Linked DNA regions of Homo sapiens: region 1 is linked to region 2. A link is a contact called in ENCODE Hi-C data. All regions are on one chromosome and are shown on one strand. The core of a region is the stretch at or near the end of the contact, and the rest is flanking DNA. Distances in the headings are between cores, read along the strand shown. Region 1 holds the start of JAG1 (jagged canonical Notch ligand 1). Region 2 holds the start of TMX4 (thioredoxin related transmembrane protein 4).

Region 1 (4,705 bases), core at 1,059-3,558, 2.7 Mb after region 2:
CAGCAGGAGCCAGGCAGAGGGCACACCCCCAACATTTCCCTTTCCTCCCCTTCTGCAATCGCACCCATCTTCCTTCCACCCATTTTGGGATGTTGCAAGGGCCTCGCTGCAGGATCTGCCAGCTGGGCCCGGGCCTCGAGCTCCTTTGGGGGCGGAATGGGGCGGGGGGATGAGGGCCTATCACTTACACCCTCAGGCACTACCTCCAGAAGACCACCCCTTCCAAGCCTTGGCACGGCCCCCGAAGGCTTGCGGGGGCCGTGCACCCGCCCTTCCCGGGGAAGTCTGCAAACACAGCTGTTCCAGAGCCCGGGAACCGCTGGAAGTGAGGCCACAAGAGCTACACCACTCGGGGGCGGGGGCAGGAAGGGGCCAGCAGCGGGCGGGGGTTCCCAGGTCTACAGCTCCTGTGAGGGCCCCAAGAACCTCCTCCTGCGGCGGCCGCCCCCGGCCCTTAAGCCGAACCTGGAGAGCGCCCCCGCACACACTAAAATCTCCCGGGGAGCAGCGGGAAACGGACTCCCCCACACCCTCCAGGAAGGACACACCCGCCCTCCCGGCCGTTCACGGGAAAGGGGAGGTTGCCAATTTGGACGGCGTTCGCAGGCCAGAACTGCGCCGAGTCGCCTTCCACGGCGCACCAGGTTTAATTAGTTAAGCAAAGAGATCAGCTACAACGATCTCTTGGCTTGGGGCCGGGAGAGTTACTCTGGGAACTTCAAGTTGCAAGTTTACACCGGCCTTCCTAGGAGCCTGGTCCCATAAACCCTCTGGGATCCCCACTTTTGTGCACTAAGCAAATAGCAGCAGGAATGGGACCCACCTCGACTACCCCAGCCGAGATCTAACTATAGTGTCCCGGCTCCCTCACCCGCCACCCCTAGAGATTTCCCCAGTTAGCGCCTAGTTTCAAGCCAAAGCCCTTTAAATCCCTCTCGCAAGGGATAACAGGGCTCGGCCAGGCGCGGGTGTGAGGCTCCGCCCGGCCTCCTTCCCGAGTAGTCACTCACCGGCCAGGCGAAACTGAAAGGCAGCACGATGCGGTTGCGGTCGTTGCCGCGGCTGGCCTTGAGGTTGAAGGTGTTGCCCCCGATGACAGGCGTGGACCCTGAGCCGAAGCTGCAGGGCCCCCCGGCCGTGACGCGGGACTGATACTCCTTGAGGCACACTTTGAAGTATGTGTCACACTCGTCGCGGGTGCACTTGCGGTCTCCCGGGTTCCGGGCGCCGCCGCAGCAGTTCCCGTTCTGCAGCTCCCCGTTCACGTTCTGCATGGACAGGATCTCCAACTCGAACTGACCCGAGGCCCCACACACCTGCCGGCGAGGGAAGGAGGTAGGTCAGCGCGGGAGAAAGCTGTTTTCTTCGAGTATAGAGGTGGCGACTCCCTCCCACTCCCCGCCCCGACGAGCCCTCCTCGCCGAGTGAAAATAATTTTGCGAAACTACGTTCAAGGACTCAACATGATTCCGGGGCAAAAAAAAAAAAAAATGCACGAGTGCGGAAGAAATCCGACGACTTCCCGGGGGGCAACAGCGGAGCGAACGCGCCCCTGTCCGGCCTGGAGGGGTCACCCTCAGGAGGCAGGGGCTCCCGTGGGGGAGTTGGCGCGCTCAGCCCAGGTGCAGCCGCTCGGGCGCAGGGGCGAGGAGTCGGGCGCTCGAGGGCTGCCGAGCCTGCTCGCGGGGCTCAACCGCCCAGGGCGCCGCGAGGGGAGGGAGAGGACGGCTGGGAGGGAGGCCCGGAGAAGGGCTCCTACCTTGGCTCGCAGGGCACAGAGCAGGGCGAGCAGGAGGCTTAGGGGGCGCCCGGACCGGCCGCGCGTCCGTGGGGAACGCATCGCTGCGCCGCGCGCCGCGGGCACTCGGGACGCCGCCGCTGCTGTTCGCGCTGGTGCTGCCGCCGGTGCTGCCGTCGCCGCTGCCCCTGCGGCCGCCGCGTCCCGGCTCTAATATACTCCGCCGATTGGAGCATGCACGACTGGAAAACAACACCACTTTTCAAAAGCCCTTTCAAGAGCGGCCCGTTCCAGAAGGCAAAGAGCCCGGCCTCCTTTTATTATTCTGATCGCTTCTTTGAGACGCTCCCCCTCCTCTTCCACCTCCCGGCTTTCTTTCCTTCTCTCGCGCTCCCCTTCTTTTATTATTATGATTATGCGCAGCCTTTTATTCCCTTTTAGATCAGCTGCATGGAAAAAGGGGGGAGGGAGGGGAGAAAAAAAAAAACCAGCCTAGCTCGCGGGCCGGCCGCAGGTAACACAATGACGCGTGCCCGCCCGGCTCTCGGAGAAGGACCCGGAGAGCCCGTCTGGCAGCAGCGGCCGGGGCTGGCCACCTCTACCCAGCACGCCGGGCAGGGCGCATGCGCGCTTATTAATATTCATGAGAGGGCGTGCTCACCCTGGGCACGCCCCTCCCCTTCACGTTGCTGGGGAGGGGGTAGTGCGAGGAGGAACTTGGAAGGGGTTGGGGGCAGCGGGATGCTCAGGGCGGCGTAGAAGAACCAGGGCCCCACACCAACCCCCGCCCTCGGGAGCTTCGGGCCAGGAGGGAAGGGAGAGTGCGGGGAGGTACTTGGAAGGGATCGTTGCTCAGGGACGCCTGGAGGCCCCCAGCGGGGACCGCCCCCTCGGGCGCCCCGGGCCGTGCGCCTTTGCCCGCGCGTCGGGGCCCCAGGTGTAGGCGCCGCGGCGCTGACTGAGCGGTCGGAGCGGGGCAGCTTCCGCCTTCCGAACCGCCTGCGTCAGCTGCGGCTTTCGCCCCGGGAGGAGGGCCTGCCTGCCCGCCGGGAGTTCGGCCCGCTTCCCGCGAGCGAGCCGCCCAGAGCGCTCTGCTGGCGGCAGAGGCGGCGGCGAGGCTGGCGCGCTTGCCGCCGTCTGCTCGCCCCGCGGAGGCGACCTGGGCAGACGCTGCTGGGAACTTTGAAAAACTTTCCTGGAGCCAGGCTTGCCGCAGATTCGAGGGGAAGCCTCGGCCGCGTCCCACCCCCTCCCAAATCCGAGTCTGCGGAGCCTGGGAGGGCTCCCAGCTTCCTATCCAAACCGCGCCGGGGCAGAGGCGCGGGGAAACCGGGGGTAGAAGGCGGCGGGCACGCCGGGGCCCTGTTCAGGCTTTGGGAAGGGCCGGCGGAGATGCTGGTGGGCTTGGACGCCCTCCCCGGCCCGACGCCCCGGCCGCAGTGCCGGGATTGCACCTGTAGGCGGCCTCCGAGCAGCTCTCTGGGTGGCAAGAGATGGGCCTGGGAGGGACCGTGTCCCCAGCACCGCCAGCCGCGGAACTTGCCTTCTCTGGGGTGGCAGTGGAAACCGATACTGTTTTCCACCTTGAGGCAAGCCTCGCAATTAACAGCTACACTCCTGGTCATAATCAAGGTCGAAGAAAGCCCGTGGGCTGGCCGTAGCCTCTGCTAACCCCTCTCCCACGGGCTTGCTGTTGCATTTGAGGGGACCTTTATATGGAAACATCGACTTCCTTTGAAGGGTGGACAAAGTTTTGGCCCTAATAGTAGGTATGTCCTGCAGAAAAGCGTGACTATTCAGCGGCCGGTTTGGGGCTTGAGTTCTCCTGGGTGTGGGGCGTGATGGGCTGGCAATAGGTCAAGGGAAAATAGTTTCCAACATGCTGAGTTATGAGCATAAAAGGGTGGGTATTTGTGGTTATCTACTTATTGCATTTGATGGGAGGCTCAGTATGAACAATATTTTCAGTGCCAAATCTCATCATTCTGAGGAATAAACTAGGGCAGCTAACTGACCTCTTTACATAGGTTCAAAGCTACCAAGGATGGTTAGGAGTCTTGGCATTTTAACAGCCTAAGAAATGCTCCTAAGAAAAGTGCTTACTTAGTGGTAATGTGTCCCATCTTGAGCACTGGCGGGAGAATCCATGTTTTGGAAGGGAGGTTTCTAAGAACAGAGCAAGTTTACAGCTGGTCATGTTAGCAGCTGGGGTAGGCAGCGACAACCTGGGTGTTTCAATGTGCCCCAGCCTCCCTTTCCCCAATTATCCTAAATCAAGGCAACCAGTTGTCAACTGTAATCCCATCTACACTTTTCTCACTGAGGTTTCCATCAACACCAGTCTCCCCACTTATCTGTCCCGTTCTAATTTCTACTCCCAAGTATCCCTGAGTTTGGGTGCTAAATAACGGTTTAAAAGTAAAATGGGCCGCGAGCTGTGGGTCACGCCTGCAATCCCAGCACTCTGGGAGGCCGAGGCGGGTGGATCACGAGGTCAAGAGATTGAGACCATCCTGGTCAACATGGTGAAACCCGGTCTCTACTACAAATACAAAAATTAGCTGGGCGTGGTGGCACATACCTGTAGTCCCAGCTACTCGGGAGGCTGAGAGAGGAGAATAGCTTCAACCTGGGAGGCGGAGGTTGCAGTGAGCTGAGATCATGCCACTGCACTCCAGCCTGGCGACAGAGCGAGACTCCATCTCAAAAAAAAAAAAAAAAAAAAAAAAGGCAAAATGGTGCTGAAAAAGGCTGGTGTGATCTTAAAGAGCACACTCCTTGGAGTTCCCTATGTCGGACCCTGTTTTAATTCTGTGCCTTGTGCCCCCCACAGCTCTCAGGAAAGAGGCTGCGGAGCCAGACCTTTAGTTAAAGTGTTTAGATCTCCACCTGGCTTCACCTAGAAGGGCTACCTGAGATTGCAGGTGCCACCAGTTGCAATCTGGGCCACATGCAAGCTGGTGTCAC
Region 2 (4,934 bases), core at 983-3,482:
TTTAGTGTTCTTAATTCTATTACCAAAAAAAAAGCAATTCCAAAAGGAACCATAGAGGAGTTGAAGTCATTAAAAATGAGGAGGCCTTTCTGTTTTAACTTTTCTTACATACATATGCAAACTCAGTTTTACCCTGAAAGATGACATCTAGGAAAAAGTCCATTTTGTAAGCACCTACTGAAAAGAGAACTTTCTGTAGTATTGGCTGACAAAATGCAGTTTATCCCAAACTCTTAAAATTATTACAAACATGGAAGTCTTAACACAGCTCCACTTATTTTAAAAGTTTCTCAAATAGAATATGACCCCCTCACCTTCTTCCAAAAATAGTTAAGTGGAATATTTTAATAATTCATGTCTACAGTTCCCTTTAATAATTTCATTGATTTATTATGATACCAAGGGTATTTCATTTGGAGGTCTAAAATATCCCCTTCTTTGTGACTAAGAGGTAAATGCACATTTGAAGGGGTGATATGCCTTATGTTCTTCGAGCAATGTAATCTGCTGTGTGACATAAATTTTGGCTCTGATCTCACACTGAGGTTTTCACTCCATAGGCACCTGCTTGCAATTTAAATTGAAAGAATCAAAACTTGGTCTTGGATAAAGGAAAGATCCAATTTTCTGTCTGTGTCCTCAACGTAAAACAAAGATTCAATAGTAGTATACAGATTGCCAGAAACCACAGGCTAAAGAGATGTGGCAATTTCCTGAAAGATTTTATGTTTGGGGGGTGGGGGCGGGAGGGGGGCAGGTAGGGTGGAAAGGAGTTGTGGGAGGGGAGAGAGAGACAGAGAGAGAGAGAGAGAGAGAGGAGGGAGAGAGAGAGAGAGAGAGGAGAGAGAGGAGAGAGAGAGAGAGGGAGGGAGGGAGGGAGAGAGAGAGAGAGAGAAGAGAGAGAGGAGAGAGAGAGAGAGGGGGAGGGAGGGAGGGAGGGAGGGAGGGAGGGGGAGAGAGAGAGAGAGAGAGAGAGAGAGAGAGAGAGAGAGAGAGAGAGTCTGCAAGCCCACCATGATGGTCTCTCAAGCCCGCTCAGACATCTGCCCACCATCCACTGCAAGCCTCTTTCAAATGGTCACTTCCTATTATAAGGTTAAACTATAATCAACAAATCCCTTTCTTTCTCCTAACTCAAAACTGTAGTTTCCCATCTCCTTAAAGAAAAGGCACTATCCACCATTTGCTTTCTATTGTTAAAAGGGGCAATGCGTATCTTCTTTTCTTTATGGCACAATTATTAATATTACTCAGAAAGTCCTACCTTTACAAGTTATAATAAGTATCAACATTTATTTGAAATCATACTGTAAAATTTAAAAGGCATCCATATTTATGTTTTATTCTCACAATGACATCTCCAGGTCTTCAAACGGAAGACTACGACACAAATGGCCTGCCTTCACCGTGCTGCAATTTCTTCAACAGGTAACTTGCTTAGCCTGTGCTACGTATTCATACTGCACGTGGATGTCACTGAATGTCCTTTCTCTTCCAATACATATCTGTATCTAAAAGCACACGGTTTGCTTGCAGATTTTCTTCCTTCCCTTCTCCTCCCTATGGGAAGCTGCCCACTCCACCCCGAAAACACTGTCCCCCAAAGCAAGGGGACGCGCTGCACCCTCGGCTGTCACCGCGAGGGCTCGGCGCGCATGCGCGGCGCGAGCGGCCGGGCCCCACAGCCGCAGGTCGTTGGTAAGGCGGGTCCGCGGACCCCAGGTCGAGCCCAGCGGCAGTGCAGGATCGCAAGCGGCCCGGCACCGGCGCCGCAGGTTGTTGGCAAGCCTGGTCCGGGGTTTTAGGTTGAGCCCAAGCGGCAATGCGGGATCGCCACCGGGCCGCGCGGGCTTGGGAGGGTGACGCCCGCGAGGACACTGCGGCGTCCGGGGCGGGCGGGCACACTCACAATTTCAGCATCCACTCGCCCTCCATCACCAGCGTCCAGTTGGAGGCGGTCATGGGCTGGACCCGGCTCTGCTCCGGCGGCAGCGCGGCCTCCTCGGGGCCTGCCGTCGCCGCCACAGCCGCGATCCAGGCGGCCAGGAGCGCCGTTAGCTGCGGGCCGCAGCGCCCACCCGCCATGTTGGGCGCCGAGCGAGGCTTCTCGGCGGGGAGTGTGGGGAAGGGCAGCGGCCGGCCCGCAGCCTCGCTCGCCCGCCGGGTTTTTCAAGGAAGCGGGAGACGCAAGGGCCACCCCGCCTACGCCTAGCGGCGCAGACTGGCGGTGCTCGCAATGCCGCGGAGGACGCCACCTCTTATCGCCGCTTGCCCGTCGAGGCCACGCCCCCTCCCGCCTCCACTTGCCGTTGCCCGGGGTGTCGGTTACCTCAGCAACCACCGCCCTTTCTTCCTGACCGCCAAGCTGACAATAAACAGATGACCCAACGTTGCCTAAGTTAGAACATGCACCGCTGCTGCCCAGGCTCCAATAAGGGCAGGGTTGGCGCGTGTGGGCTTCTCTAAAGGGAAACATGGCCAGTAATTTTAAAATCCATCCCCTCTTCAATGATAGCAAATATAAAAGCAACGGGCTGCAAGGTACACGTATGTTTAATGAAAAATGGAGGGACGTGGTGAGTATCTCCTGCTGAAGAGAGAGGAAAATTTAAGTACTCTGCATGTGTATATTGAAGCATCACTAATTTAGGATATTGATGAAACTAGCCTATGCAATTGCATTTTTTTTACAAAAAATGTTAATTTCATAGAAACTCTTAAAAACATGGGTACTAGCCGATAAAATGAGTCAATTAAGACTATTGCCACCTGCAGTAAAATGGACCTCACATTTCTCTTGACTACAGTTTTGTCAGATCTAAAATGAGGGTAGCCTTAAGTGATTTCCAAATTTCTTTCCAGGTCACATTAGATGAATCTGTACCTTGGGACCACCACACCGTTAATATATAAGACTGGATTACAATTAAAGGATGAGGAAGCTTTCTCAAAGGGTGCTTTGTATGTGTTTACTAGTTGTGCAAACCATGAACCTCGGTAATGTGGTTAATAGACCATGAAAAGGATGTGGTTTCTGCCCTCGGCTTAAAACAAAGACAGCAATAAGACTAAAAGTACTTCAGGGCACATGAGAGCAAATTTCAATCAATACTTATAGGAGAGGGAAGTTAATTTTGCCTGAAGAGAAGATCTGGCCTGCATTATGCATTAATTAGTATTAGCTAAAAACTATGTGGACCTAGCCCTTATCATTAAAATAAAACACTCAAGGGTTTACAAACTATTGAAATTTAAGAAAATGTCTTTGCAATGAATGCTACTAAGACTCACTGTTATTAAGTACATACATATCAATTCCATAAACTCAATGGAAAACATTTTACTGTGCTTGTAAAAAGAAGTGACTCATAAACAGGAATTCTGTCATTTTATCACTTTCATGATAGAATGATGTGTAGAATTTGTTTTACAATGCTCCAGAAATAAAATGTAGGGAATGGAAAGAAGATAGGTGAAAGAAAAGTGGTGCAACATCAGTCAGTGTTGAAGCTAAGTTCATTTTGCTACTTTACCTACTCATGCATATGTTGGAAAATTTACAAAATGAAAAGCTAAAAGGAGAGAGAGCATCTTCAGCATGAAAGACAGCCATTACCAAAGCATTTCCTATCTTTAACAAAAACTGAAGTCTTAGCCTTCAGACTAAGGATGGTAGGAAGAAAGTAGCAAGGAAGTATGGGACTGACCTTGCCGTAAGGAGTCACAGACCAGGGTAAGGGACCTGTTGCTGTCAGACCATGATTGGCATCTTAGCCCTGACACTTCCTAGCCATGTGATTTGGGGCTAAAACTAGTCCACACCAAAGTTCTCTTAAAATGCGGGTAGTAATAGAACCTGCTCCAAAAGGTGGCTGTGAAGATTATATGAGATAAGAATAATGCCTAGCACATATTCTAACTCAAAAAGCTTACATATTAGGTTGGTGCAAACATAATTGTGGTTTTTGCCACAATATTGCCAACACTAATATTATTATTTGGAGGCAACAATACGCTGTAATGTCTATTTTTCTTATACTAAAGTTAACTTCACTTAGCATGATACACAATGCCTCTCACAGCCCAGCTTCAGTTTTGCCCACTTTACATTCCACTATTCCCAGAGTTCCCTGTGTCCTAGTAACACAAAGCTACTCCCCATTCCCAAAGCACATTGTGTACTTCAGTGTCTCCTTGCTCCTTCATTCTGATTAGAACACTCTTCTCCAGTTGTCCAGTGAATCATTCAGTCTCTGTCATGTAGTCCACACTGTACCTCTGATAGCTCATGCAGAATGAGCTGCTGTCTCTTCTCAGATCCAATTGCTCTTCTGTATAACTGATATGGTTTGGCTCTGTGTCCCCATCCAAATCACATTTTGTAGCTCCCCTAATTCCCACGTGTTGTGGGAGGGACCCCATGGGAGATAATTGAATCATGGGGGCGGGTCTTTCCCATGTTGTTCTCGTGATAGTGAATAAGTCTCATGAGATCTGATGGTTTTAAAAATGGTAATTTCCCTGCACAAGCTGTCTCTCTTTTGGCCTGCTGCCATCCGCGTAAGACATGACTTACTCCTCCGTGCCTTCCACCATGATTGTGAGGCTTCCCCAGCCATGAGGAACTGTGAGTTGAATAAACACTTTTTCCTGTATAAATTACCCCGTCTCGGGTATGTCTTTATCAGCAGCGTGAAAATGGACTAATACAATAACTTCACCACATACCTTTCATAGTATAATGCATTTATATGTAGCTATCACCCTCTACCCTCACTCCTCCAACCACTACTAAAAACTCTTCAAGGTCAAGGGCTTTACCTTATATATCTTTGTGTCCCCTGTATTGCAGAATACCCATCCCATAGATGTACTTGGGATAGACAGCTTCTGGCACTCCTCCCAAGATCTCTCCCTCCTGGTATTCAGGCCCT

Evidence for each region. Hi-C counts contacts between places; a loop is a spot of excess contacts on that map. Pooled maps may share reads with other maps.
Region 1: a map with no recorded cell type shows a loop between it and region 2 (20-fold over the local background). The contact joins the promoter of JAG1 here to the promoter of TMX4 in region 2. A Hi-C loop is called at or near these places in 4 of 37 single-sample maps with no recorded cell type and 12 of 50 pooled maps.

Annotation. Positions count from the first base shown.
Region 1 is chr20:10,671,691-10,676,395 of GRCh38, forward strand. JAG1 (jagged canonical Notch ligand 1) reads right to left here and starts at 2,309. Exons shown (of 26, transcript NM_000214.3): 1 at 1,760-2,309; 2 at 1,011-1,316. The coding sequence starts at 1,840. RefSeq lists a silencer at 2,532-2,931.
Region 2 is chr20:8,017,529-8,022,462 of GRCh38, forward strand. It overlaps TMX4 (thioredoxin related transmembrane protein 4), which reads right to left and starts at 2,233. Exons shown (of 8, transcript NM_021156.4): 1 at 1,910-2,233. The coding sequence starts at 2,085. TMX4-AS1 (TMX4 antisense RNA 1) reads left to right here and starts at 2,378. Exons shown (of 7, transcript NR_184034.1): 1 at 2,378-2,576; 2 at 2,863-3,733; 3 at 4,531-4,627; 4 at 4,853-4,921. RefSeq lists silencers at 1,744-1,883, 1,994-2,233.